2 separate regions of the Homo sapiens genome follow, and region 1 is linked to region 2. A link is a loop called in an ENCODE intact Hi-C map of the cell type or tissue named here. Cell type or tissue: CD4-positive, alpha-beta T cell. All regions are shown on one strand. Each heading gives the region's core, and the rest is flanking DNA. Links, peaks and the distances in the headings are about the cores only.

Region 1 (15,961 bases), core at 4,229-12,228, 380 kb after region 2:
ATCACAGACACGGCAGAGGTGCACATTTGTCACAATACTGTTCCAGAGGAAGGTGCCTTGTGGGCTGGTGGCAGCCTTAGAACCAGACTGATTGAAGTCAAAACCCAATTTTGTGACCCCCAGGCAAGGTACTGAACCTCTCTGTGCCTCAGTTTCTTTTTTTGAGACAGGGTCTTGCTCTGTCTCACAGGCTGGATTGCAGTGGCATGATCATAGCTCACCGCAGCCTCAACCTCCTGGGCTGAAATGATCCACCTGCCTCAGCCTTCCAAGTAGCTGGGACTTCAGGTACATGCCACCATGCCTGGCTAATTTTTTATTTTAGTAGAGATGGGGTCTCGCTATGTTGCCCAGCCCAGTCTCAAACTCCTGGGCTCAAGCAATCCTCTCACCTTGGCCTCCCAAAGTACTGAGGTTTTTGGCATGAGCCACAGCAACTAGGCCCGCCTCAGTTGCTCAATCAATAAAACGGTAATAAACCGGGCTCAGTGACTTATGCCTGTAATCCCAGCATTTTGTGAGGCTGAGTTGAGAGGGTCGCTTGAGGCCAACAGTTCAAAATTGGCCTGGACAATAAGTGAGACTCTGATTCTATGAAAAATAAATTTTAAAAATTAGCCAAATTAGCCAGGCATGGTGGCACGCATCTTTAGTCTTAGCTACTTAGGAGGCCAAGGCGGGTGGATCGCTTGAGCTCGGGAGTTCAAGACCAGCCTGGGCAACATGGAAAAACCCCATCTCTACAAAAATAAAAAAATTAACCAGGCATGGTGGCATATGCCTATAGTCCCAACTACTCAGGAGGCTGAGGCAGGAGGATCGCTTGAGCCTGGGAGGTTGAGTCTGCAGTGAGCCATGATGGCACTATTGCACTGCAGCCTGGGTGACAAAGGGAGACCCTGTCTCAAAAATAAATAAATCAATAGATAAATAAATAAAAACAAAATGGTAATAACCATCCCAACCTTGGCGGATGCCCTGATGTGCAATAGACACCAGCAATGCTGATTTTCACCCCTTCCCTTTGCTTTTCAATGGTGGCAGGGAGACAGGAGGGTTTCAGGTGGGACTTTATGAGTGACAATTAGAGCTGATATTCACTGATACTGTCTATAGGTCAGGCACTCTACCAAGCACTTTCCATTCATTAACTCACTTAATCTTTAACCTTTTTCACCCCCGTTTTATAGATGAGGAGCCTGAGTGCCTAGGGAGGTTGAGTAATTGCCTGGGGCCATACGAGTGAGCGGGATTGTAACCCAGGCAGGCTGGCTGCAGAGGGCAGAAGTGTGACTCAAGCTGGAGGGGCTGGCTATCGGCTTGGGAGGCCCCCAGGCCCATCCTGGCTAAGCGAGGCCTTACCTCCACAGTGATGGTGACATTGACTTTGGTGCCGAGGACAGGCTCGCCGCAGTCAGACACAAGCACTGTCAGCACAATGCGGCCCTCCAGGGCGGGGTCGATGGCCTCTCTGTCCAGGGGCCCCAGGTTTCTGAGGAGCCCTGTGTCAGGGTCCAAGGAGAAGTTGTGGCTGTAGGGGCCAGGCAGCAGGTTGAAGAGCAGACGGCTGTTGTTGGTGCCCGGCTCATCATTGTCGTGGGCCTGTGCACGTAAGCAGGGGTTGGTCATCGGCCATCGGCATTCCCAGCCCCCAGCCCCTCCGATGCAGCCGGACCCTCCTCTCCAGCGCTGGCCCACGCAGGCAGTCATCAGGCCTGGAGCCCCTGGGCCCATCTCCCAGCCCCAGTTTCCCATCTAAGAGGCTCAGGTCAGCAGTTTGCAAGAGCTTCTGAGATCTTCAGCACTGAGGCCATTCTTTCATCTCACAAACGGCCACTGTGGACCTACGTGCCCAGCCCCGTTCCAGGTGCAAAGAAAGAATAGAGCCATCATCAAGACAGGCCCTTTTGCTACTGATATTCTAGCAGGAAGGGGGATATGGGGGCAGGAAATTGTAGACAAAGAAAGTTTTAAACTCATAAGTGTGAAGTCCAGCAAGATTCTCATTTTCCCATAATGACTACTTCAGTGCTATATACATATTTTTTCTTTTTTCTTTTTTCTTTCATACAGTTTCGCTCTTGTTGCCCAGGCTGGAGTGCAATGGTGCGATCTCTCTTGCTCACTGCAAACTCCTTCTCCTGGGTTCAAGTGATTCTCCTGCCTCAGCCTCCTAAGTAGCTGGGATTACAGGCACCCACCACCACACCAGGCTAATTTTTTGTATTTTTTAGTAGAGATGGGGTTTCACCATGTTGGCCAGGCTGGTCTTGAACTCCTAACCTCAGGTGATCCACCTGCCTCAGCTTCCCAAAGTGCTGGGATTACATACAGGCGTGAGCCACCACGTCTGGCCCTTCTTTTGTTTTGTTTTGTTTTCTTTTTTTTCTTTCTTTCTTTCTTTTTTTTTTTTTTTGAGGTGGAGTCTCACTCTGTTGCCCAGAGTGGAGTGCAGTGCCATGATCTCAGCTCACTGCAGCTTCCAATTCCTGGATTCAAGTGATTCTCCTGCCTCAGCCTCCCAAGTAGCTGGGATTACAGGCATGCACCACCACACCCAGCTAATTTTTGTAATTTTAGTAGAGATGGGGTTTCACTATGTTGGCCAGGCTGGTTTCGAACTCCTGATCTCAAGTGATCCACCCACCTCGGCCTCCCAAAGTGCTGAGATTACAGGCAGGAGCCACCATGCCCGGCCGTCAGCGCTATATGTTTTAAATAGCTGATTCTTCACTCACTTTGTATGTCTGTGAGTGCGTGTGTGAGTGTGTGTGAGTGCGTGTGTGAGTGTGTGTGTGAGTGCGTGTGTGAGTGCGTGCGTGAGTGTGTGTGTGTGTTCCTGTCCTGCCAGGGCCCTGAAGGCATGCTTGGTTTGTCTTTGGGGTGAACCAGTGTGGATAACACAGCGGGTTCCTCTGTGCCGCCAGGCCTTTGCAGGTTCCGTTCCCTCACCCCGATGCCTCCCACACCTTCCCTGCCTGACTCCAGGCCAGGTTGGCGCTTCCTCTGGGCCTCAACATAGCACAGGTGACACCGCTGGGTGACTGTCTGACGCCCTCTTCCTAACTGGGAGCCGCCTGGGGGGCAGGAATGGTGGTGGACTCATCTCTGAGGACTCAGGGCCCAGCCAAAGACTGGGTAAGTGCTCAGCAAACGTGGCCTTGAATCCAGAGTGGGACCACTCCGACTCAACCAATTCTTTCCTTCCTCCCAGCCAGTCTCCACCTTCAGCTCCTCCATTTCATTCTGCTGGGACCTTGTTTATTACATGCATCCTTTGAAAGCAGCTGGAGATGTTTATTTTTTCCAAAAGCCTCATCCTGTCTGCTCATCCTTTGGTGCCCTGAACTCAGGCCAGTTAATTCATCAAGTGCTCCCTGGGGCTCATGCTGGGCACCACGGTTACAGCAGCCGACCAGAAATGCTCCTGCCCCAAGGAGCTCACAGACCAGGGGAGAAGTGCCAAGCAGGAAGGAGGAAAGGCCAAGGCTTCAGGGCCAGAGAGGTCTGGGCTGCAGCCCCAGCGCCATCATTTACTGGCTGTGTAACCACAGAAAATCACTTAACCTTTCTGAGCCTGTTGTCTCCTGAGAAATGGGAACTATTAGACCGCCTGCTTCCAAAGCTGGTCAAGAGATCAGGGATAGGAACATGCTCTGGAAACTACACAGTCCTGGAAAGACGGGAGGGCTCTGTGGCCACCAGATTGTCACTCTGAGGACCTGGTTTCTCACTTCTCACAAGATGCCTCAGGGGCGAAGCTTCCGAACTCCTCAGGACGAGGGAGGAAGCTACTCCCCGGTGTTTCTCTGGAGTCACTAGTGGGTTTTTATCTCATGAACTCTGTGAACCTGGCCACTGATCTCATTTCCTTTTTTGCTTTGGCCACCATGAAGCTCAGATCAGAATTTGCAGCTCACTCCAAGCAATTCTGTAGCACTGGGTTCTAATTTTACCTTGTGCCCTTTAACAAATGCCACCTTTATTTTCTCTTTTTTCTTATTTCTTTCATATTTTTATCTTACTATTTATCTAAGCCACCTCAAGTCCTTTTTGGAGTGGGGCAGGTGGGTAAATAAAAAAGAAGTGTATGTTTTTGAGGGATTTCTCTGGCAGGCCCAGTGCTGAGCTCCTCACACAAGTCATTAAATTATTCCCCAATGACCCTGAGAGTAAGGCTATAATTTTCTTCATTTCCTGGGAGGAAACAGAGACTCTGAGTGACTGTCTCAGAGCCACACAGCGGAGCCCCGACTTTACCCAGGGCCAGCATGCCCACAGAGCAGGCTTGGTCCCCTCCCCCAGCCTTACCCACCAGGTCCAGGCAGGCTCACACCTGGATGGTCACGGAGACATTGCCCTCCTCCTCCTGGACGAAGATGTTGTAGGAGCCGCTAACCACGGGTGCATTGTCGTTGATGTCCAGCAGGTGGATCTGCAGTGTGGTGGAGGAGGACAGGTTCCCGCCGTCTGTGGCCTGCAGCGTCAGGTAGTACACGGCCTGGCTCTCCCGGTCCAGCAGCTCACCGTTCCTCACCGTCACCGTCCCTGAGACGGGATCCACTTGGAAGAGGTCTGCCCTGCTCAGAGGGGCCAGGTTCAGCAAATAGAGACACAGGATGCCCATTTCAGTGTGAATTTCAGATATACAACAACAAATATTTCAGCATATCCCATGCAGTATATGCAACATATTCATTATTTCAAAAAGTCATTCCTTGTTTATCTGAAATTGAAATGTAACTGAGTGCCTTCGGTCTTCCCCAGCTATTCTATCTCTGCAGAGAGGCAGAGAGGTGGGCCTGGGCCCTGCTCACCCACCTGCCTACGGCCCACCCTGAGCCCTTACCCATTTCCTGGGAGCAGGCTGTAGGTAATTTGGCCCCACGCGCCCGTGTCTGGGTCCGTGGCCTGTGAGGCAGAGACATGGCAGGGTGCTGTGTGGAGGCGATGCACGCACCGCCACCCATGCAGCTCGTGGGGACAGAGCTGTCGTGCTTCCTCACACAAAGGGAGAATCCCCAGCACACTCAGATTCACTCATGGCCACCCCCATCTCACACATACACACACACACACTCTCACACTCACACATGCACGCCCGCTTGCTGGGACCCCACAGCCCCACTGTGTCCACATCACTCACGTGGATGCTGTCGGTGACCACAGAGCCGGTGGCGCTGTGCTCTGGCACCGTGAGGACGTACAAGCTCTGGGGAAACGTGGGCCTGTGGTCATTAATGTCTCTAAGGTGGATGGTCACCATGGCGACGGAGAAGTTCTGGCTGACGGAGTCTGTGGCCACAACCTGGGGGCAGGGGAGGAGGCAGCAGCTGTGGGGCCCAAGTGCCCCTCGGCTTCTGCCCCTGGCACCCCGGAGCAGCCCTCACCTGCACCGCCATCGCCGTCTGCCTCTCGTAGTCCACCAGCGCGGATACTCTCACCAGCACCTGAACGGAGGCTGAGCCCACTGCCCGCTCCGGGGAGACGCTGAAGGCTTCTGCATCGGGGCCCCCCAGCGACAACAGGAAGGTGCCATTGCTGCCCTGTAAAGGTGGGCTGTCTAGCAGGGACCTGTCCCCCTGCTCTGCCCACCTGCATCTTCCCCCAGTCCCCAGGCTTCTATCTCTGGATGCCCCGCCCGATGAGGTCCCATGGAAGGGGGCTCTCAAAAGACTGCGAGAGAGGGTGCAGGAGGCTGGGCTGGTCACCAGTCCCTGCAAATGCAGGCTCTGTAGAAGACAGCTCCCTAGGCACTGTGGGTCCCAGACCTGGGCTGGAGCCTGGACACACACCCCTCACTCCTGTCAGCTGTCCCTCCCACCCACCCTTCACATCCCCCACCCCCAGCCCCCACAGCAACACCAAACACCACTCACACCCTACGTCACCCCACTGGCCAGTGCCACCCTTCTGGCCAACCTAACCCCACCCGACACTGTCCTCCACGCAACATTTCCAACCCCTCAGTATCACCTAACACCATACACCCTCCAGAGTTACTCATCCTCCAGCGCCACCGTGTTACCCACCTCTCACTGCAGCCTCCACTTAAGAGTGCCTCCCATGGCTGGGCGCGGTGGCTCACGCCTGCAATCCCAGCACTTTGGGAGGCCAAGGTAGGTGGATCACTTGAGGTCAGGAGTTCAAGACCAACCTGGCCAACATGGTGAAACTCCATCTCTACTAAAAACACAAAAATTAGCTGGGCGAGGTGGTGCACACCTGTAATCACAGCTACTTGGGAGGCTGAGGCAGGAGAATCCCTTCCACCTGGGAGGCAGAGGTTGCAGTGGGCCAAGATTGGGCCATTGCACTCCAGCCTGGGTGACAGAGCGAAATTCCATCTCAAAAAAAAAAAAAAAGAGCACCCTCCCACCTCACACCCTCAGACCACTTGTCCCAACACTGCTCAGCCTCCCCCAGTTCCCAGGACTACCCAAATCATGGCCGCCCAATGCCAGGAGACCTCGCCAGCCACCCATCACCACGGACAATGATGTTCTACTCAGCATCATCTGACGTTCTACGTCAGCCTCCACTCAGCATGGCCTTCTATTCAGCCCCACACGGATCGCCCAGAGGATGATACTGCTTACCAACACAGGCTTCCAGAGAGCACCCAGCACCCCCATTCTCCGCCATCACACCCTGCACCACCAGCACCGCCACCCAGCACCACATGACACCGTCACTCGATCCAGGCTCCCACTGGCCTCCCCCAGCCACCCCCGCCCACACCCACGCCACCACGCCTGCCTTGTCCGGGTCGTAGACCACCATGGTGAGGTCATCGATGGGGATGCGGGGGGAGGCATGCTCGTCCACGTAGCCAGTGAAGTTCACTTGGGCCTCTTCGGGGGTGAAGGTGCAGGCTGGGAGGCTGCAGTTGTAAAACTCAGGTTTGTGGTCATTGACGTCCATCACTCTCACTGTCACCCAGATGCTCACCTTGGCCTCCTGCCCGTAGATGTTGAGGTGTGTCTCGGTGGCCTGAGGCACAGAGCAGAGGGCAGAGGGCAGAGAGCCAGTGCTCAGAGAGAGAGATCAAAGGCCAGAGGTTAGAGAGCAGGGTTCTGACAGGGGTGGTGGGGCCTTTGCTCACCGTGACCTGCAGCTGCACCTCCTCATCCGCCTCCAGCAGCTGCTCACGGTCCAGGGAGCCGTTGACCCTGATCACCCCATCTGCCCCGATGTCAAACCAGCCGGGCCGCGTGGAGTCTGGCAAGGAGAAAGGCGGAACAGCTGGAACAGCTGCTCCAGTGGCTCTGACGGAGCCCCAGGCCCATTGCCTCCAGGGACTCTGACGGAGACCCCACCCTGGCCCCGGCCCAGCCCTGGCCTGGGGACACCCCGTTCTCACAGGAGATGCTGTAGATCACAGGGTCATTGATGCCTTTGTCGCCATCCACAGCCTCCACCGTCAGCACCGAGGTTCCCTGGAATGGGGCCTGGTCAGTGCTCCTCAAACTTCCCCGCCTCCCGCCTCCACCCACACCCCACAGGTCCCCCGTGCACCTTGGCTGCATCCTCAGCCACAGAGGCCGAGTAAAACTCCCTGACAAACTGGGGGTCAAGGTCAGGCTGGTCCACCACGGAGATGGACAGGAAGACAGGCAGGGAGCACTGGATGGTGAAGGTGTTGTGGTACATGCCGCCCAAGTCCTGCGGGGAGATGGCCACCCGTGAGCCAGCGCCGTGGGTCCTAGGCCCGCCTGCCGGCACCCCCACTCACACAGGCCTTCAGCTCCAGCTGGTAGAAAGCGCTCTTGTTGTTGTAGCTGAGGCTGCCATTGAGGACTATGGAGCCATTGGCCAGGATCCGGAAGAGATGCTCGCTGTCCCCAGTGCTAGGGATGACCTGGGGCAGAGCAGACTTGGGTCAGGCTCCCTAGGGACAGCCCTGCACCGAGGACCCCACTCTGAGCAACGCAGGGAAGGTCCCAGCTCTGCCACTGACCAGTCACGCCACTGGCACCAGGTCATATGACCTCTCTGAGCCTCAGTTTCCAGCTCCAGGAAATGGGGCTGGTGACAACCCTCAGTGGGTTGAAAGGAGGATCCAATAAGATGCAGTCGGCCCTCCATCTCTGTGGCTTCCACATCCACAGATTTGACCAGCACAGATCAAAACTGTAGCTAGGCTCACTCACAATGGTTGCGTCTGTACTGAAGGTGTACAAACTTTTTCCCTTGCCATGATTCCCTAAACAATATAGCATAACATGCTATAGTTACATAGTATTTGCATTGCATTGGTATTGGAGGTAACCTAGAGGTGATTTAAAGCACACAGGAGGATGTGTCTAGGTTACATGCAAATACTACCCCGTTGCATGTCAGGGACTTGAGCAGCCATGGATTTTGGTGTCCTCAGGGATCCTGGAGCCAAGTCCCCACGGATACCAAGGGGCGACTATACAGTATGTGCCAGGCACGTGGTTGGTGCTCGGTAAATGGCGCTATCAACAGCAAGTCTGTTTCCATGAGAAATGGGTTTACACACCCCTTATTGTCTGTGGAATTTGGACAAGACCTGGGAGCAGGCGGGCAGGAAGAAGGGTCTGGTCTGCAGCAGGCACCCTCTTTAGGTAAGCGGGCAAGGCGAGGTTTCCGGGGAGGGGGGCTGGTGGCCAGAGGACGGTTTGGGGACCAGGGCTGGGCCAAGGCAGGACCAATGTCCCCACCCCAACGTTCAGGCCCTGTGGGTTGTCTGTGGAGATGCTGCCCCCTGGCGGTCACAAAGGCGGTCAGGGCCCCCTTCACACTCACCTTCTCTATGGAGTACACGACCATGCCTGCAGACCCCATGTCTTTATCCACGGCCAGCACGGAGAACACCACACTGCCCACGGGCAGGGTCTGCAGGGAGGGACTCGTCACCTATGAGCTCAAATCCAGCTCCTCCTCTCCCTTGTCCGTCACTGCCCCCCTGAGCTTCAGTGTCCTCAGCTGTGCACTCATGGGGACAGGGTTCCCCTGTCCTTCCCACCAGGGCTGCGGGTGGAAGGCACCTGGGGGTGCGGGGCGGCAGAGAGGATCTCCCTCCTCCCCTCCCCACACAGCCTCTCCACCACCTAAGCTGGCTTCTGATTGTCGGAGCCCCTCAGAACCAGGATGAGGGATCATTCTAGAGCCCAGCCTCACTGTGCCACTGCGCACTCAGACATCCCATGTGCTCTCTACAGCCTATAGCCATGGGTTTCAAACAGCGCCCTACAGAGCTGGAGGCTTCTTTGGGGAGTACTCTGCTCCTGGGCCCCTGTACACACCAACTCTACCTCCTTTTTTTTTTCCTGAGATGGAGTTTCACTCTTTCGCCCAGGCTGGAGTGAAGGGGCACGATCTCGGCTCACTGTAACCTCTGCCCCCTGGGTTTAAGCGATTCTCCTGCCTCAGCCTCCCCAGTAGGTGGGATTATAGGCGCCCACCACCATGCCTAGCTAATTTTTTTTATATATATTTTTAATAGAGACAGGGTTTCACCGTGTTGGCCAGGCTGGTGTCGAACTCCTGACCTCAGGTGATCCACCCGCCTCAGCCTCCCAAAGTGCTAGGATTATAGGTGTGAGCCACCGTGCCCAGCCACGACCTATACTTCCTAATGGTGGCCACAGAGATCTTTGAAAATCATGAATCAGACCACATAACTCTTCTCCTTCAAATCCCCCAAGAGTCCCCCCATTCTGCCCAGATCACAGTCCAGACTCCTTCGAGCCTGGGCTGCCACTCGCCTCTCTGACCTGACCTCCTCCTCACCCTCCCCCTCCAGCCACACTGGCTGAGCTTGTTCCTGCCTCAGGGCTTTGCACCTGTTGTTCCCCCTGCCTGGAGCACCCCTTCCTGGAGCATCCCCTGCCAGCTCCTTCTTGCCATTCAGGTCTCTCTGTTCAGATGCCCTCAACTCAGAGAGGCCTTTCCTGACCCTTCAACCTAAAGCAGTGCCCGCTGCAGTCACTTCCTTGACTTTGCCTTGTCTCGTGCTCATTGTGGGGCTCACCGCCATCTGAAATCCATTCTGCTTATTTTGTTTCATTGGTTCCTGTCTGTGGCCTTCCCTAGAAGGTGAGCTGCTGAGAGTAGCAACCAGGTCTGTCTTGCTCCCCAGGTAACCTTAGCACCTAGACAGTGCCGGGTGCTGAGGCATTGCATCAGAGCCTCTCACATGGCTGTCCAGACCACACGTGTCTGGCCTGGCATGGGGCCCCCCACCTGGAAGGTCTTTGCAGGCACATGGCAACGGAAGTTCAGGAGTGGTGGTATTTGCTGCCCAGTGACCATCAGGGAATCTCCTTTCCACCCATGTAGCTTAAGTGGAACTGTCCCCACTCCTCCCCCTTGCTGCGGGGAAGGCCCACGATGCAGACCCAACCCATGAGAGCCTTCCATACCCCTAAATTAGCTCAAGGATAGCACATGACCTAAAATGAGCCAATGAAAGTCAGCCCTGGGCTTTGGGCTGGAAAGATTGAGAAAGAGACGGTCTCCTCAATGTGAGCCTGTACTTTTTAATTTTTTAATTTTTTTATTATTTATTTATTTATTTATTTATTTTTGAGATGGAGTTTTGTTCTTGTTGCCCAGGCTGGAGTGCAATGGTGCAATCTCGGCTCACTGCAACCTCTGCCTCCCAGGTTCAAGCAATTCTCCTGCCTCAGCCTCCTGAGTAGCTGGGATTACAGGCATGTGCCACCACACTCGGCTAATTTTTTTTTTTTTTTTCAGTAGAGACGGGGTTTCTCCATGTTGGTCAGGCTGGTCTCCAACTCCCGACCTCAGGTGATCCGCCCACCTCAGCCTCCCAAAGTGCTGGTATTACAGGAGTGAGCCACGGCACCCGGCGAGCCTGTACTTTTATCACCACATGAGAGACTTGCCTCTCTTCCCCCAGGATGGAGGCAATAAGAGAAGCAGAGCTGAGAGGAGGAGAGAAACTCAAATCATATCTTGATGTGATTTGAGTACCTGGATCCAGCCATGCCTGAAGATATGATTTCAAATCAAATTTCACGATATGATTTGGCTCAAATCAAATCAAGATATGATTTGAGTACCTGGATCTAGCCATGCCTGAAGTCTGAGGTACCTCTAAATTTTTTAGATACACGAGGCTGGGCGCAGTGGCTCACGCCTGTAATCCCAGCACTTTGGGAGGCCGAGGCGTGCGGATCACGAGGTCAGGAAATCGAGACCATCCTGGCTAACACGGTGAAACCCCGTCTCTACTAAAAATGCAAAAAATTAGGCGGGCGAGGTGGCGGGCGCCTGTAGTCCCAGCTACTTGGGAGGCTGAGGCAGGAGAATGGTGTGAACCCAGGAGGCGGAGCTTGCAGTGAGCCGAGATCGTGCCACTGCACTCCAGCCTGGGCAACAGAGTGAGACTCCGTCTACACAAAAAAAATCAACTCCCTTTTTTTTTTTTGCTTTCATCACTGAAAGAATTCCTAACCTGACTGATTGCAAAATATTGCTGTAACCAGTTTGTGGGGTTACATCCCCCTGGCTTTGGTTCTTGAAGCTGCCCCTGCTAGGAGAGGTTTTTCCCAACTCTGAATGCCCCACTGACTGTCTCTGGCTCTTCCTACTCTGAGAAGCACTTTGGGATGCCCCCTGCCCCACAACCACATTAAGGCAGGTGTCACCTCGTTGATGCTGGTGGAGAAAGCGGTGTTCTGGAAAACGGGTGCGTTGTCGTTTCTATCTTCCACAATCACCAGCATCTCCCTCTGCACCTGCAAGTGAGAAAGCCCAGGGGACCCCAGAAAATAGGATTTAAAACACCAGAAAAGTTGCAAGTATCGTACAAAGAGCTGGTGTCCTTCATCCAGATCAACCTACTGTTTGGTCTCTCTTTCTCTCCATATGTTTTTGGGGGCTTTTTTTTTTTTTTTTTTTTTTTTTTTTTTTGTAGAGACCAGGTTCTCTCCATATGTTGTTTTCTGAACCATTTGAAAGTAAGTTGCAGGCATCATTAGTTAATTTTTTTTTTTTTTTAGACAGAGTTTCATTCTTGTTACCCAGGCTGGAGTACAATGGCGTGATCTCATCTCAATGCAACCTCCGCCTCCCAGGTTCAAGCAATTCTCCTGCCTCAGCCTCCTGAGTAGCTGGGATTACAGACATGCACCACCACACCCAGTTAGTTTTTGGTATTTAGTAAAGATGGGGTTTTACCATGTTGGTCAGGCTGCTCTTGAACTCCCGACCTCAGGTGATCTGCCCGCCTTGGCGTCCCAAAGTGCTGGGATTACAGGCGTGCACCACCACGCCAGCAGTTAATTTTTTAAATATAAAATATGCCAGCCAGCCAGGCGCAGTGGCTCATGCCTGTGTACTTTGGGAGGCCAAGATGGGAGGATCGCTTGAGCCCAGGAGTTCAAGACCAGCCTGGGCAATATGGTGAGACTCTGTCTCTACAAAAAATTTTAAAATTAGCTGAGTATGGTTGGTGAGCGCCTGTAGTCCCAGCTACGCTGGAGGCTGAGTTAAGAGGATTGCTTGAGTCCAGGAGGTGGAGGCTGATGTGAGCTGTGATTGCACCACTGCACTCCAGCCTGGGCAAGAGTAAGATCCTAACTCAAAAAGATAAAATAAAAAGTTGGAAAAAAGTGCCTGTCCTATCACGGGAATGTGCACGTTCGCTTTGTTTGCCATAGTATAAAGCTGTGAACAACTATGTGGACACCAGAGGGAACCAGCTTAAGGGCAGTTCCCACCATAGATATAGACGTTACAAAAATTGGGGATTTGTAAGACCCAGAGAGAGCTCTAAGCTCAATCGCTGAGTGGGCAAGGCAGCTTTCAAGACAATATAGACAGCTGGATTCCACTGGGTTTCAAAAAATGCACCAAGAAGTACATGGAGGCATGTACCTCAGCGCTGAGAAGTGTCAAAGCATACAGTAACGGTCAACACTTCAGTGGGAGTGAGCTGGAAAGGATTTTCCAAGGGGACTTTCGTTTTATCTGTAATTTTTTTTTTTTTGAGACGGAGTCTCGTGCTATCACTCAGGCTGGAGTGAGGTGGTGCAATCTCGGCTCAATACAACCTCCACCTCCCGGGTTCAAGCGATTCTTGTGCCTCAGCCTCCTGAGTAGTTGGAATTACAAGCGTGTACCACCATGCCCAGCTAATTTTTGTATTTTTAGTAGAGATGGGGGTTTCTCCATGTTGGCCAGGGTGGTCTTGAACCCCTGACCTCAGGTGATCTGCCCACCTCGGCCTCCCAAAGTGGGAAATAAGAGTGTAGTTGCAACATATTCAGCCAAAGCAGTTGAGAGTGATTTTGCCTCTGGAGCCCTGGGGTGGAGAGGTATTTGGCACTTTTCTAATCAATATTTATATACATTAATAATACATTTAGGCCGGGCGTGGTGGCTCACGCCTGTAATCCCAGCACTCTGGGAAGCCGAGGCGGGCGGATCACAAGGTCAGGAGATCAAGACCATCCTGGCTAACACAGTGAAACCCCGTCTCTACTAAAAATACAAAAATTAGCCGGGCGTGGTGGCTGGCGCCTGTAGTCCCAGCTACTCGGGAGGCTGAGGCAGGAGAATGGCGTCAACCCAGGAGGCGGAGCTTGCAGTGAGCCGAGATCGCGCCACTGCACTCCAGCCTGGGCGACAGAGCGAGACTCCGTCTCAAAAAAAAAAAAAACATTTAATTTACAATTAAAATATAACCAATATATTTATATGTAAACAAAAAAGCCCTCATATGATATAAATAATATATTTATGTAATTTAAATAAATTTTAAAAATACTAAAATCTTGGTAATGTCATATGACAAAGAAATGAACTAGTATAATCTCGATATAAATAAACATTAAATTCACTGTTAACTGGGGCACCGTCCGCTTGCCGGAGGTGGGGACACAATCAGGAATGGACTCTCGCAATCCCTGTCTACCCCCCTGCACCTCCCAACTCACCTGGATGTAGGGGTCGCTCACGGAGATGGTGACTTTGAATGTGTAGAGTGTCTGCAGCAGCCAGAGAGAAGGGGCCGGTGGTGAGCCCCCGCTGGGTGGGAGCACAGGGGGTGCCGCCACCAGGACGCGGGCTCCCAGGGCCCTCCCAGCACCCCCTCCGCGTCCCGTGCCCTCTCCGGCTGATGCTCTTTACCTCGTAGTCCAGAGCGCTGGCCAGCTTCACTTCCCCAGTTTTCGGAGTGACAGCGAAGAAGTAGGCATTGGGGCCGCTCATCCCATAGGTCAGAGGGTCATTGTCCTGGTCTTCCGCTACCAACCAGAAGGCCTGGGCACCTGGGGATGGGACAGGGGCCACCCAGGGTCCACAGCCACCCTTTCAGTGCTGGTCTGGCCAAGCTGGCTGTGAGGCTGGGCTGGGCGCCTGGCTGCCCTGTACACAGGCTTGACTTGCCATCTGGGACCTCCCCAACCATCAGCCAAGTCAGCAGCATCCTGATTTCCCTTGTGCCCACTGACTCGATGGGCACTGGACACAGTGCAGGGGGCGGGGGCTGTACCCAGGCATCTACCCCTCCCCTTGCCAAGCCTGTGGCCCTGCCCTCTCCAGAATACCGAGTTTCCGTGACACAAGACTAGACGTGGCTGGTGTGAACCTTTCCAGCTGCAGCATCTGGGTGCAGACTAGAGCTTTGGAGAGCCTTCCAGGACACCCCCTTTCTGCTCAAGTGAGCCAAAGCTGTGTCCAGTCTGCTGCTGGCCTCCTGAGAGCCCTAACTCTTGTACTGCATGCCTGGGCACAGCAGCAGGCTGGTCGCCCACTCCCTAGCCTGAAAGGAACTTTTTACAGATTCATCAAACCCACCCTATCCCTGAGCCCCCACCTCCTTTACCCATCCAGCCTCTGCTCCGACACCTCCACTGGCCCCGATATTCATTAGCAAGGACTTTCTTCTTTTCATGAAGATGCGTTTCCCTGGAGCTCCGCCACAGGGCTCTGAGGGCTTCAGCCACTGGCATGGGAGCCTACGTCCCCTGATACTTTCGTGGCCCACAAGAAAGTTGCATTTCTTTTAAAAGCAGAAGGCCAGGTATGGTGGTTTACATCTGTAATCCCCGCACTCCGGGAGGCTGAGATGGGGGATGGCTTGAGCCTAGGAATTTGAGAGCTGCCTAGGCACATAGCGAGACCCCCATCTATACAAAAAAATTTAAAAATTAGGCCAGGCGAGGTGGCTCATGCCTGTAATCCCAGCACTTTGAGAGGTGGAGGTGGGCGGATCACTTGAGATCAGGAGCTCGAAACCAGCTTGGCCGACATGGTGAAACCCCGTCTCTACTAAAAATACAAAAAATTAACCAGGCCTGGTGGCACGTGCCTATAATCCCAGCTACTGGGGAGGCTGAGGCAGGAGAATTGCTTGAACCCGGGAGGTGAAGGTTGCAGTGAGCTGAGATCGCACCACTGCACTCCAGCCTGGGTGACAGAGCGAGACTCCATCTCAAAAATAAATAAATATAAAAATAAAAAATTAGCCAGGTGTAGTGGTGCACAGTGGCTCATGCCTGTAATCCCAGCACTTTGGGAAGCCGAGATGGGAGAACTGCTTGAGCCCAGGAGTTTGAGACCAGCCTCAGCAATGTAGCAAAACCCTGTCTCTACTTTAAAAAATAAAATATTAGCTAGGCATGGTGGCACATGCCTGTAGTCCCAGCCACCTGGGAGGCTGAGGTGGGAGGATCAGTTGAGCCCAGGAGGTCGAGGCTGAAGTGAGCATGATCGCACCACTACACTCCAGCCTGGGGGACAGAGCCAGACCCTGTCTCAAAAAAAAAAAAAAGTCCTGTGCACTCCTCCCTCTCCAGCCTCCATGGGATAGACATGAGAATAGCACTTGCCTTTAGGGAGCAGAGATTGACTAGAACTGGACACAGGGAACTTTCTGGGGTGATGGAAATACTTTCTCTTGATCAGGGGATTGCTTGCACAGGTTTTGTATTTGTCAATACCCCTTGGTGTCTCTTGTTTC
Region 2 (8,000 bases), core at 1-8,000:
CCACCTTTCCCGCCTTTCTATTCCACAAAGCCGCCATTGTCATCCTGGCCCGTTCTCAATGAGCTGTTGGGCACACCTCCCAGACGGGGTGGTGGCCGGGCAGAGGGGCTCCTCACTTCCCAGTAGGGGCGGCCGGGCAGAGGCGCCCCTCACCTCCTGGGCGGGGCGGCTGGCCGGGCGGGGGGCTGACCCCCCCCACCTCCCTCCCGGACGGGGCGGCTGGCCGGTCGGGGGGCTGACCCCCCACCTCCCTCCCGGACGGGGCGGCTGGCCAGGCAGAGGGGCTCCTCACTTCCCAGTAGGGGCGGCCGGGCAGAGGCGCCCCTCACCTCCCGGACGGGGCGGCTGGCCGGGCAGCGGGGCTGACCCCCCCCACCTCCCTCCCGGACGGGGCGGCTGGCCGGGCGGGGGGCTGACCCCCCCACCTCCCTCGCGGACGGGGCGGCTGGCCGGGCAGAGGGGCTCCTCACTTCCCAGTAGGGGCGGCCGGGCAGAGGCGCCCCTCACCTCCCGGACGGGGCGGCTGGCCGGGCAGGGGGGCTGACCCCCCCCACCTCCCTCCCGGACGGGGCGGCTGGCCGGGCGGGGGGCTGACCCCCCCACCTCCCTCGCGGACGGGGCAGCTGGCCGGGCAGAGGGGCTCCTCACTTCCCAGTAGGGGCGGCCGGGCAGAGGCGCCCCTCACCTCCCGGACGGGGCGGCTGGCCGGGCAGGGGGGCTGACCCCCCCACCTCCCTCCCGGACGGGGCGGCTGGCCGGGCGGGGGGCCGACACCCCCACCTCCCTCCCGGACGGGGCGGCTGGCCGGGCGGGGGGCCGATCCCCCCACCTCCCTCCCGGACGGGGCGGCTGGCCGGGCAGAGGGGCTCCTCACTTCCCAGTAGGGGCGGCCGGGCAGAGGCGCCCCTCACCTCCCAGACGGGGCGGCTGGCCGGGCGGAGGGCTGACCCCCCCACCTCCCTCCCGGACGGGGCGGCTGGCCGGGCAGAGGGGCTCCTCACTTCCCAGTAGGGGCGGCCGGGCAGAGGCGCCCCTCACCTCCCGGACCGGGCGGCTGGCCGGGCGGGGGGCTGACCCCCCCACCTCCCTCCCGGATGGCACGGCTGGCCGGGCGGGGGGCTGACCCCCCACCTCCCTCCCGGATGGGGCGGCTGGCCGGGCGGGGGGCTGACCCCCCCTCACCTCCCTCCCGGACGGGGTGGCTGCCGGGCGGAGATGCTCCTCACTTCCCAGATGGGGTGGCTGCTGGGCGGAGAGGCTCCTCACTTCTCAGACGGGGCAGCTGCCGGGCGGGGGGGCTCCTCACTTCTCAGACGGGGTGGTTGCCAGGCAGAGGGTCTCCTCACTTCTCAGACGGGGCGGCCGGGCAGAGACGCTCCTCACCTCCCAGACGGGGTCTCGGCCGGGCAGAGGCGCTCCTCACATCCCAGATGGGGCGGTGGGGCAGAGGCGCTCCCCACATCTCAGACGATGGGCGGCCGGGCAGAGACGCTCCTCACTTCCTAGATGTGATGGCGGCTGGGAAGAGGCGCTCCTCACTTCCTAGATGGGATGGCGGCCGGGCGGAGACGCTCCTCACTTCCCAGACTGGGCAGCCGAGCAGAGGGGCTCCTCACATCCCAGACGATGGGCGGCCAGGCAGAGACACTCCTCACTTCCCAGACGGGGTGGCGGCCGGGCAGAGGCTGCAATCTCGGCACTTTGGGAGGCCAAGGCAGGCGGCTGGGAGGTGGAGGTTGTAGTGAGCCGAGATCACGCCACTGCACTCCAGCCTGGGCACCATTGAGCACTGAGTGAACGAGACTCCGTCTGCAATCCCGGCACCTCGGGAGGCCGAGGTTGGCGGATCACTCGCGGTTAGGGGCTGGAGACCGGCCCGGCCAACACAGCGAAACCCCGTCTCCACCAAAACCAGTCAGGCGTGGCGGCGCGTGCCTGCAATCGCAGGCACTCGGCAGGCTGAGGCAGGAGAATCAGGCAGGGAGGTTGCAGTGAGCCGAGATGGCAGCAGTACAGTCCAGCTTCGGCTCCGCATGAGAGGGAGACCGTGGGGAGACGGAGACGGAGACGGAGACGGAGACGGAGACGGAGGGGGAGGGGGAGGGGGAGAGGGAGAGAGGGCTGAATTTTTTTTTTTTTTTAAGATTCAATGCAAACCATCCCTTCCTTATTAACATATTATTTCTCCAGGAAGAAGATGTCTTGATTAGGCCATAGCTTCCTTAAATTTTTATTTCTGCCATGCTTTCATGTTCACCTTGATTACATTTGGGTAGTCTAAATTTTATTTGCTTATTTTGCTATCCTGTGTTCATATTCTGGAAGAACCTCACTTTATGTTCAGATTACTGCCATTGAGGTATAAATTTCTAAATTAAAATAATGTATTGAAATGAAGACGTTCTTGGGATTCTACATTGAAATGATTAGGAAGAGGATCATCTGAGTAAGCAATATAATAGTTTTTAGCGTGTGGATTTTAGAGTCAGGCAAGTCTCAGCGCTACGATTTTGACCAACTATATGATTTAGGGCAAATTATTTAACCTCTCGAAGTTTCACTTATTTTTAAAATAATTTAATGGTTTTTGCTTCTTAAGTTGCTTGTGAGAATTAAAGGAGATAAGGAATGTAAAGTGATTAGCACAGGCCTGGCACTGAATAGAAGCACAATAATTTTGTTTGTTTGAGACAGAGTTTTCACTCTTGTCATCCAGGCTGGAGTGCAATAGCACGATCTTGGCTCACTGCAACCTCTACCTTTTGGGTTCAAGCGATTCTCCTGTCTCAGCCTCCCGAGTAGCTGGCATTAGAGGCGTGAGCCACCATGCCCGGCTAATTTTGTATTTTTAGTAGAGACGGGATTTCTCCATGTTGGTCAGGCTGGTCTTGAACTCCCGACCTCAGGTGATCCGCCCACCTTGGCCTCCCAAAGTGCTGGGATTACAGGCGTGAGCCACCGCGCCTGGCCAAAGCACAATAATTTTTTTTTTTTTTTTTTTTTTGAGACGGAGTCTCGCTCTGTCGCCCAGGCTGGAGTGCAGTGGCGGGATCTCGGCTCACTGCAAGCTCCGCCTCCCGGGTTCACGCCATTCTCCTGCCTCAGCCTCCCAAGTAGCTGGGACTACAGGCGCCTGCCACTACGCCCGGCTAATTTTTTGTATTTTTAGTAGAGACGGGGTTTCACCGTTTTAGCTGGGATGGTCTCGATCTCCTGACCTCGTGATCTGCCTGCCTCGGCCTCCCAAAGTGCTGGGATTACAGGCGTGAGCCACCGCGCCCGGCCAATAATTTTTTTAAACAATTACACTGAGAAGGTTTGAGATATGCTTTAGCCTAAGGCAGAGATGGAGGTGCCTTATAACTAACTTACTAGTGCTTTGATTGCATCTAAAGACCAAGGCTAGTCATTATAAAATTCTGTTAAATGGACACTAGGTGTCAGCATTCTCTTTCTCTTTCTTTCTCTTTCTGAGAGTTCAATAAAAACCTTGTCACCCCTGAGTTCAAAGGAAGAGACAGGTTAAGTATTTATTGCTGTTGTATTTTAGTCCTTTGGTAGTTTGGTTAAGTCTTGTTTTTCATAATGACTATATTCCCTATTATTGTACAACTTTCCTTTTGACTGAAAACTCAACTATTCCTGATTTTTAAATGTATTTCATCATTTACCTGAATGGTAGCGAGATTCATAAAGAGATGCCTAACTTGTTTAGGTTATTCATATCTTATTAGGAAACCTTGAAAACTTCAGCTGGTAGCTTTATGTCTAGTGGAAGAAGCCTCACAGCCCAGGCACTTCCTCAGAAGTCTGCCTAAGGCAGCAGTAGCTGCTTTTTCTGTGATCTTCTGTGCATGTATGTTTAATGAGTTGGTATTTGCGTCAACTCTACCATTAATCAATGAAAATAATTTTTGAATCAATGAAAATAATCTTTCCTTATGTAGTCCCTATTCATTACATTTCTGAAAAGATAATCCTGTAGCCAGATATAAAAACCATAGTGGCAGATTTGTAGCAAAAAGAATCTTTGTAACCTTCCCTTTAGATGTCCTGTGTTATGGCTTGGTTTTTCTCAAAGATCATAGATTGCAGTGTTTATCTCAACTCAGTATTTCCTTTGAAAATTGAACTTTTCTCTATATTTTCCTTTCCCCCATGCAAACTTTTTGATTGTTTTTCTGAAATCATAATTCATTTGACTTACCAGTTAATATTGATACAGGTCTTGCATGTTATGAAGTGCATTGTGTACATTATCTTGTTTAATTTTCACAACACTCTGTGAGGCAATTGTTAATACCCATTTTAAGATGAGGAAAGAGATTCAGATGTCATTTACCCAATCACAAATTTAGTAAGTGATTTAGTTCTGATTTAAATACCAGTCTTCTGACTTTACAGGATGTGCTTGTTTTATTGACACTTACTGGCTTATGGAAAATATTTTCTTCTTATTGTTAATTGTTGAGGGAGAACATTGAACAATTAAATTTTTTTAAAAAAGGAAGAGAAGCCAGTTCACCTGTGCCTGTATATTTAAGATACTACGTATTTCTTTGCAGTCTTCCCAAGGGATTGTTGAAGAAACTTCTGAAGAGGGAAACTCTGTACCTGCTTCACAAAGGTGAGAGATTATATGTTGCTATGCATTCTCCTCTGATGGTTGCCAGCATAAGGGAGATGAACCACATGAGTGAGACTGTACGTGGACAGCTTGCCAGAGAACTTTTAGCTCTTTTATAAGTGAAGACTAGGAGAAATTTTATTAGTATCTCTAAGTTCTCAGATGTGCATCTCATAGAAGCCCAGAATATTAAGAGCTGGAAGAGATCCTAGAGGTCATCTTGTCCAGGCCAGCTATCTTGGCATAAATCTCATTTACATTATTTCTGAAAAGCGGTCACATCCTGCAATTCTCTTAACTAATTACACTAGTTTTCTATGCCAATTTGAAGGCTCTAGACTGATTTCTTTATAGTCCTTCTATTCTTAGCCCCTTTCTCTCTTTTCCCCAACTCTGCTTATGCTTATTTTATCTGTATATCTAAACCTTATACATCTTTTAAATTTACTCTTGAGACTTAACATCCTCTTCAAAGTCTTCATATTATTCAGGCCACACAGGACCTGTGTCACTCTCACTGTCTGTCCTGTGCCACTTTTAATCCGTTTGTGCCTCCTATCTCCTGTAAAGGATGGTATTTGCATTACCTCCTCCATTGTTCTTGCTGATTGATTGATGGGCTTACCTTCTAAGTCTTCTTACTTTAATAATAGATAGCAGTTGATTAATTATAAACTGCACTATTAACTGGATCATGCTTCCAGTTACTTTCCACTTGCCCTTTTTATCTAGTAGTTGAGTTTTGAGACTTTCTCAAGAGCTTAGTTTTGAACTGCATGACTGTTCTCCCATATGAGAGTTGAAGCCCACTTGCCATTTGCTGTAGTCAAGGTGGTGGTCTTTCTTAGGCTTCTGGTTGATAGTACTTGGTATTCCTTCCTGGGCTAAAGAATATGGCTTTGGTTTGATTTTCCTGCTGTTAAGACAGTTTTGGAAGTGGTTTTAACAGAGTATGCCTTTACTCCCTATAGGCCTCTCTGCTTTATTGTGGTGAGCCTTGTGCAGAGCAGATGTAGGTTTTAATAAATGATTATACACTTTGTCACCAGGAGAGAGTTGGAATCGCAGGCAATGTGGTTTGACTTCAAATTGATTAGCCCATTTTATAAATGTCAGAAAATTGTTTTGTGATGGACCCTTTGAATAGAGCACTAATGTTACATGCAGAGTAAACTGTCTGGCTGGGGTTTATAACAAATGCTATGAGATGTTTTATTTAGAGATAAATCACTTGTGGTTTTCTATCAGGATTTAGTTATTTATCATGAGTTCAGTTGTAGCTATTCTGTCTTCTCTGTGGTTCTTGGTTGATGTGAGGATTTTTGTTTTCAAGCATCCTCTTGCATACTTGATCAAACTAATCGTAAAGCCCTGTGAAGCATGAGGGGGCTAGCTCAGATGCTCAGATCAGCCATGTATTCCTATGTCAGGAAGAGATTGCACTCCATGAGCAGTCAGGGAAAACCAGAAGGTTGGATGAAGGAAGCCATTCATAATTAAGTTTTTGTTAGAAAAGAGATTCAATTTATGTGGGCAGATTTTTGCTGTAGGGCAGTTTGGAATTGTTTTTTATTTTTGTTGCATGGAAAGCAACATCTTGAGATAAAGAGGAGATTTAACTGCAAAAGGAGGAGAAAGTGTGTTGTCAGAAGAATCTCTGTGTCTTCTCTTGTCAGTTTACAAATCTCTAGCCTTCAGAAGGCTGAGATGGAGGCTATAAAACACCTTTGACATCCTTATATTGGAGTGGAGTTTTTGCCTTCTCTGATATTCACAGACAGTTCTCACCCTTCAACCTTCCTTTGTGAAAACTCCAAAAGGGAATTTGTTTTCATTCAGTGATTTCACTGGAACTGAAGTTGTAAGCATATTTATTTTCCATATTTCTGGTCTGGAGTTTTCAGTACTGATTCCTTGCTTTCCTATTGTGCTTTTGTGGTATTAGGCAGCAAGTATCTGTGATTACCTGTGGCTTTGTGAGTGACTCACCATTGCTTTTGGCTCTATGTTCTGATTTATTTTACTGGGAATTCATTTGGGATTTGGTTCTCTTTCAGTGTTGCTGCTTTGACCAGTAAGAGAAGCTTAGTCCTTATGCCAGAGAGTTCTGCAGAAGAAATCACTGTTTGTCCTGGTAAGTACCCCACTGTGATTTTACTGAATTTCTGATACCTATTTACCTTTTCATGCCTATTAATTTTCCTCTGACTCTTCAAACCTACTCTCTGGAGGTTTGTATGTAATTGATACGTGTATGTACATGTCTCAACACTCGTATGCGTATACACATATAGGTGTTTTTAATGGCCATTGGCTTTTATTCTCAATCTTTTCTCTCCTTAGGGGTAATTTAGTTTTGAAATTAACATGACTTTTTTTGTCTTCTTGATTGTTTACAGGCCTCATCAGAGATGGCAGCAAAGCATCAGGAATAGCATTTGCTTAACTGTACATTCAGAGCCTTTTGTTATTTAATTTGTTTAAATTATTTTAAATTAAATTGTTTTAAATTATTTTGTCAGCCAGCCTGGAGTGCGGTGGTGCAATCATAGCTCACTGCAGCCTTGAACTTCGGGGCTTAAGTTCTCCCTCCTTGGCCTCCCAAAGTGCTAGGATTACAGATGTGAGCCACTGTGCCTGGACTTCACAGCCTTTTAGTAGTTAGTTTTTATATTGCCATTTGTTGGGGTCTTACTGCATAGGAGGTTCAGAAATTGAGTTTTGTGCATGTTCTGTCATTATTTTTAATCTTAGACCTAAGATGCTTAACCTCGTTAAGTGCTTTAGTTTGCTTTTTGTTAATTGTAAAAATTAAAAGATAGGTACTTTGTTTTAGGTAGAAGAGATGCTCATTCAAAGTTGCACATGGATAGATTTAGATATACAAAATAATGTAAAATGAACTAAGATACTTACCATCTAAGAAACTCCTGAATCATTGTATAATATGAAGCATTATTTTGTGATATGAACCACTACTTTCTAAGGAATTTGTTTTAGACTATATTTTCCTTTCTGGCTTTTCTGAAAAGATCATTAGCCTCATTCCTGTGAGATTGAGGGACTTCCTACTGATGTTTAACTTTGAACAGCAAGTATACAGATGTTGCCCTAAGTCACATCTGGTTTTCCCTCAGGTCTCGTATAGCCTATAAGGATTAGAGATAATCATAGTTTTCTTATTTTGGTTTCCTTCAATGTTTTTCCACAGAGACTCAAACTTAGTTTGCATGTAATCTAGGAAAGACCTATAAATATTTTTAAACATCTGGCAGTCTATCATAAAGGTCTTTATTTATTTTAAAAATCGGACTATGTTGGCTTTTTTCTTTTTTTTTTTTTTTTGAGACAGAGTTTTGCCCAGGCTGGAGTG

The links. A loop is a pair of places that touch in the nucleus more often than their neighbours do. Peaks named below come from ENCODE experiments on the same cell type or tissue, not always from the same donor. Only the 100,000 strongest peaks of a DNase experiment are listed, where the experiment ranks them.
Region 1: a loop joins it to region 2, with 3 times the contacts of the local background. A loop is called at or near these places in 8 of 110 quality-filtered maps.

Annotation. Positions count from the first base shown.
Region 1 is chr5:176,566,984-176,582,944 of GRCh38, reverse strand. It overlaps CDHR2 (cadherin related family member 2), which reads right to left. Exons shown (of 32, transcript NM_017675.6): 4 at 14,128-14,267; 5 at 13,935-13,985; 6 at 11,643-11,732; 7 at 8,773-8,862; 8 at 7,736-7,861; 9 at 7,519-7,665; 10 at 7,364-7,439; 11 at 7,106-7,221; 12 at 6,760-6,993; 13 at 5,391-5,546; 14 at 5,147-5,308; 15 at 4,850-4,911; 16 at 4,337-4,580; 17 at 1,363-1,602. Among named protein-coding and RNA genes, the nearest start is that of CDHR2, 26 kb to the right of the region's middle. RefSeq lists a silencer at 4,223-4,517 and an enhancer at 15,864-15,961. In CD4-positive, alpha-beta T cell, for the core only: CTCF peaks have their summits at 4,420 (motif pointing right), 8,558 and 8,761 (motif pointing left); DNase peaks (open chromatin) are centred at 4,444 and 8,734.
Region 2 is chr5:176,954,720-176,962,719 of GRCh38, reverse strand. It overlaps UIMC1 (ubiquitin interaction motif containing 1), which reads left to right. Exons shown (of 15, transcript NM_001199298.2): 7 at 4,566-4,627; 8 at 6,685-6,761. Among named protein-coding and RNA genes, the nearest start is that of UIMC1, 48 kb to the left of the region's middle. In CD4-positive, alpha-beta T cell, for the core only: no CTCF peak of the experiment used is centred there; a DNase peak (open chromatin) is centred at 3,439.